Regions from separate parts of the Homo sapiens genome. Here region 1 is linked to region 2. A link is a contact called in ENCODE Hi-C or POLR2A ChIA-PET data. All regions are on one chromosome and are shown on one strand. The core of a region is the stretch at or near the end of the contact, and the rest is flanking DNA. Distances in the headings are between cores, read along the strand shown. Region 1 overlaps JMJD1C (jumonji domain containing 1C). Region 2 holds the start of ARID5B (AT-rich interaction domain 5B).

Region 1 (2,700 bases), core at 93-2,592, 1.3 Mb after region 2:
AGGGACACAAGTGTAAGCATGGAATCTCTTTGGGGTAACAATGATTGCATCTGGAAAAAAGGAACTGGGGGAAAAATGTGAGATACTGAATTTTCACCGTGAACTTTTTATACTTTTGAATTTTTCTGTTTATGTATTACATTTTCAAAAGAAAAACATTAAAAAGTAGTATTTTCAACAAATAGTACTGGAACAGCCAAATGCCCATATGCAAAAAATTGAACCTCGCTCCATACTATGCACTACATACAAAGATGAACTACATTGCATACCCAAATGTAGGACCTCAAACTATAATGGTTCTAGAAGAAAATGAGGAGAAAATCTGAGTGATCTTGGGCTAGGCAACAATTTTGTAGATACTATGAAAATACCATCCATAAAAGAGAAACTGATCAACTGGACCTCATCAAAATGGAAAAAACCAGCCAGGTGGGTTGGCTCATGCCTACAATCCCAACACTTTGGGAGGCCAAGGCAGGAAGATTGCCTGAGCTTAGGAGTTCGAGACCAGCCTGAGCAACACAGCAAGACCCCATCTCCACAAAAAATTAAAAAATCAGCTGGGCATGGTGGTGTCCATCTACAGTACTAGCTACTCAGGAGGGTGTGGTGGGGGGATCACTTGAACCCAGGAGTTTGAGATTACAGTGAGCTATGACTGTGCCACTGCACTCTAACCTGGGCAACAGAGCAAGATACTGTCTTTTAAAAAATGGAAAAATGAAAAAAAAATGCTCTTTGAAAAGAGAAGCTACAGGAAAGGAAAATGTATTTGTAAAACACATTATCAGATAAAAGACATTATCAGAAATTGGCAAAAAACACTCAAAACTCAGTAAGAAAAAAAGCAGCTAAATAGACAGAATATTTGAACACATATTTAACCAAAGTAGATATACAGATGGCAAATGAAGATATAAAAAGATGCCCAATGTTTAGTCATTAAGAAAGTACAAAGTAAAACCACCATGAGACACCACTGTACACTTACTAGAATGGTCTAAAAACAAAACTGACAGTAACAAGCACTAGTGAGGAAGCAGAGGAAATGAAACTCACATAACCCTGCACTGGGAAATGAAAATGGAACAACCAATTTAGAGAATAGTCTGGCAGTTTCTTAAATTTAATCATACATTATAGTATCACCAGGCAATCCCACCATTCAGTATTTACTTAACAGAAATAAAAATCTTTGTTCACATAAAACCATGTATATGAATGTTTATGATAGCTTTATCTATTATTGCCCCAAAGTGGAAAAAACCAAAATGTACTTCAGCTGGTGAATGTACGGATTTAAAAAATGAAAAAAATATTCATACAACTACCCAGCAATAAAAAAAGAATCAACTGATAAATACAACAATAGGAATGAATCTCAAATACATTAAGAAAAGCCAGACTTAAAGGGTACATACTGTGTGAGTCCAAATTTACAGCATACTCATAAAAGAGGAACTATAGGGACAAAAAAGCAGATTAGTTGCAGGAACTTTGGGTGGGAAGAGGCTGACTATAAAAGTGCAAGAGGATGCCGAGCATGGTGGCTCATGCCTGTAATCCCAGCACTTTGGGAGGCCAAGGCAGACAGATTACCTGAAGTCAGGAGTTCGAGACCAGCCTGACCAACGTGGAAAAACCCCATCTCTACTAAAAATACAAAATTAGACAGGCGTGGTGGTGCATGCCTGTAATCCGCAGCTACTCGGGAGGCTGAGGCAGGAGAATCGCTTGAACCCGGAAGGCAGAGGTTGCAGTGAGCCAAGATCGCGCCACTGAGCTCTAGCCTGGGCAACAAGAGCAAGACTCTGTCTCAAAAAAACAAAAAACAAAAAACAAAAAAAAAAACTGCAAGAGGGAATTTTTTCGGAGTGATGGAATTGTTCTACATTTTGATTATGTTGTTACCTAACTATGCATTTGTTGAAACTCACAGAATTATACATTAAATAAGGTAAATTTCACTATATGCAAATTATATCTCAATTTACAAAAATGACTACACTACCTAGGTTAACTTTATAAAAACTGACATTGGATAAATTCAATATGTGAATAAAGATCTTCAAGGGAATCTACTTTGTATTATCAAAGGATTATTCCTATGTACAAAAAGATTTATAATACTAGTCTCTTAAATAGGCTCTTCTTTTGAGAGCATTTACATTTGAATACAGATTAGCTATTTTCTGCTAAGAGTCTAGAAGTCAAAGAAATGGTGTATAGGGTGAATCCCAGATTAAACATGAAACATAAATAATATGACATCTCTGAAATAATCATAAGTCCATGGGAAAATATAACCACTTAATGTAAATACATTTTTTCCAGGAAATTATCATAGAGAAAAAGGTATTTATTATTATGACATTTGTATTTTACTACTGTATCATAAATGCCATTTGAGATCTAATAATGATAAATCTGACCCTGAATCTGACACATCCTAAAAGCTAAGCAATTATTATCACCTAAGTAGTATTTGTATGGAAGAGTGCCATAAATGCTAAAACAGTCAATGACTATACTTATATAAAATGTGAGAAAGTTTCCTTGGTAAACTAATATACATCAGCTACATCTCAATTACTTAGCAGTGGAAAAGGTGGAGAACCAACTGTTGAGGCAAAGCAGCTTTTGAGTTTTTTCTGGTTTCCCTGGTACACCTTGTTAATTTTAAGGGTTAACCTGGGC
Region 2 (2,700 bases), core at 92-2,591:
AATCTAGCCTGGCGGAGGACCGGCAGCTGGGTCGGAGCTTGCGAGGGCTTTGCAGTCTCTGCCTGTTCCTTGTTCTGTCGCTCTTAAGTTTCTCTGTGTTTGCATAATAGCCGTGCATGCAAACCTCGCAATGCTCCAGGGCTCCAGAACAATAAATATACACATTTAAAGCCTTTATTGTCTTACGGTTCATGCCCCCGGTTTTCAACAGCTTAATTTCTGGTTGTATTTAACTAGTTTGCAAATGGATTTTTTCAGTTTCAAACTATTATTGAGGAAGCTCCCCTCCCTTTTTTGGCGGGGGAGGGGATGGGGGTGGGGTAGGAGTCGGTATATTATTCCTGTAGCGCTGGGTTATATAAACACATTATCATTTGAGAGCGCCCTTGGCGTCCATCAGCATTGTAAACACGTACTAGTGTATATACTTCAAAATTAAAGAATGCACACGCAGAACCGGGAGCCTGAATTCATATTCTGAGCAGACTCGCTTCTCGCATTTATTGATTTATCATGCATCGTTTATTGTTCCAGTCCCTAAATGCAGTCGCTGTCCGTTCAATATTGTTTGCGAAATCCTAAGATGTGTGTGCACTGCTCACTTGTCTCTTTTTTTTTTGCTGAGTATTTTTTTGCGAAGCGAACAAATGCATTAATATTTATATGTTTATATAATCGATAACCCACTTTTCCCTTCCATGTAAATAGGCATCAAAAGATAATTTAACAGATTAGTTCTCGAAAACATGGCAGTGAGGAAGCGTAATTTAACTATCAAACAAATCTACATGTCTAATAACAGCAAATCTGCTAAGAAGCATTAGAAAGAGGAGCAGCGCCCCGGAATCTCTGCAGGAAATGTTCTTTATATTAGACATATACAAGCAGGTCCTGTCAGATGCACAGTGGAGCTCGCTACCCCTCCTCTCCTCCAAAAATCTCATCAGACGATATCCCAGACAGGAGCGGTTAGAGAGAGAGGAATCACATCTCCACACAGTTTTAGGGTGCTTTTTATTTTTACAAATCTTCTTGTGTGTTTTTTGCCTTGATCCATCCTCTTCCCGCCGAGATCGTATGGCGCCTTTCTCTCGATTATGAATTTGATCAATCCATCTTTGGAAGAAAACCCACATAGTTTTTTCAGGAGCTGAAAATTGAGTCGTTATAGAAATATTAGGACATATTTTCAATCATTTCGGTGCCCGAAGGGAGGCAAGAGCTCAGTTTTATATTGAGACATTACGCCGGCTGAAGGCAGAGAATGCGTTTCCCTGCCAGGACCTGATGCAATCCATTCAAGCCAACAAGTTTGGAGAGAATGTTGAGTTCAATCAATTCAGAACGTCGAGATGGAGCCCAACTCACTCCAGGTATTTCGCTCTCCTCCGCTCCTCCGATCCCGGCACCCCCCGGCACCCCCCAACCCCCCAGCTCACCCACACCTCTGCACCCACCCACACCCCCCACAAACTTTTCACCAAACTTTTACCCTCTGCATCCCCCAAAATCATTTTTATTGTTTAAAAAAATCCCTGCACTGATCATACATACATAATGTAATTTTACCGCCTCAAATGGGGAGGTGGGTAGAAGTGGCGGTGGGGGGCCCTGAGTTTTTTTTTTTTTTTTTTTAGGGAAGCAGAAAATTTGTGGGTGCTATTATTTTTCCACCCAGCGTTATATCTGTTGGGTCGTCTGTATTAAGAGAGTGGATGTCTGTGTGTAAATGTGTCTGGGAATAGATGTTTGTGCTCTGATGGCTACATTATTTATTTGGTGTTTTTTTCCCCCCCTGCAGTGGGTCGGCTCACCGTGTGGCTTGCACGGACCTTACATTTTCTACAAGGCTTTTCAATTCCACCTTGAAGGCAAACCAAGAATTTTGTCCCTTGGCGACTTTTTCTTTGTAAGATGTACGCCAAAGGATCCGATTTGCATAGCGGAGCTCCAGCTGTTGTGGGAAGAGAGGACCAGCCGGCAACTTTTATCCAGCTCTAAACTTTATTTCCTCCCAGAAGACACTCCCCAGGGCAGAAATAGCGACCATGGCGAGGTGGTAAACCTGTCTGTCCCCCTCTTCTTTCTTTATTATTTTTCCCCCTAGTAATGCTTATTACAGGGCAAGCTTGAAAATACTGTATTCACTTCTGCAGGCAAGCAGGATCGACTCCTTTTTTAAAGGGGTAGCGCCACTAGCTGGGGCTCGAGTATTTTGCCATTGTCAGAGTTTGGCTGTCAGCTTTACAAAGAGGATCCAACTGCTGATTTTAGTCAAGATCAAATAACTTGTTCGAGAAGGGTTTTGTTCAAGGATGTGTGTGTGTGTGTGTGTGTGTGTGTGTATGTGTGTGTGTGTGTTCATTTGCTCTCCTGCTATTGCCTCTTGAACATCACATGCTTTTTATATTTTTTGCCTTTTGAAAATTTACCTTCGTGTCTGGCTCGGTCGTGTCTGGGTGGATTTCTTTCGGTGGGTTTCGATATTGTTCTTTTTTCAAAGTAAGTATTTGATATGTTTAAGAGGGCGGAAATTACGAAATGGAGGCAGAATGAGATCAAAAGCTATTGAGTTGGCAAAGACGTGTTGAATAAAGTGATAAATGACAGGTACTGGAATAATACATTCAAATAACTTGCAGATCTGCCCGGGCGGATTTCAAAGCGGTGGTGTAACAGGCACAAACACGTTAAGCATTA

Evidence for each region. Hi-C counts contacts between places; a loop is a spot of excess contacts on that map. ChIA-PET counts read pairs that join two places held with the same protein, here RNA polymerase II (POLR2A). Pooled maps may share reads with other maps.
Region 1: a loop to region 2 is called in a pooled map, with 4 times the contacts of the local background. The contact joins the enhancer-like site here to the promoter of ARID5B in region 2. A Hi-C loop is called at or near these places in 1 of 168 maps with a recorded cell type or tissue (tibial artery) and 1 of 50 pooled maps. POLR2A ChIA-PET finds 5 or more read pairs at or near these places in 1 of 52 experiments (OCI-LY7).

What each region holds. Positions count from the first base shown.
Region 1 is chr10:63,173,014-63,175,713 of GRCh38, forward strand. The region is part of intron 24 of JMJD1C (jumonji domain containing 1C); the gene reads right to left. Among named protein-coding and RNA genes, the nearest start is that of NRBF2, 41 kb to the left of the region's middle. Within about 2 kb of position 1,343, at least 2 of the 41 ENCODE cell types and tissues checked have a DNase peak (open chromatin) inside an H3K27ac peak, as active enhancers do.
Region 2 is chr10:61,900,358-61,903,057 of GRCh38, forward strand. ARID5B (AT-rich interaction domain 5B) reads left to right here and starts at 1,342. Exons shown (of 10, transcript NM_032199.3): 1 at 1,342-1,373; 2 at 1,802-2,056. The coding sequence starts at 1,353. RefSeq lists a silencer at 1-33 and an enhancer at 1,032-1,534.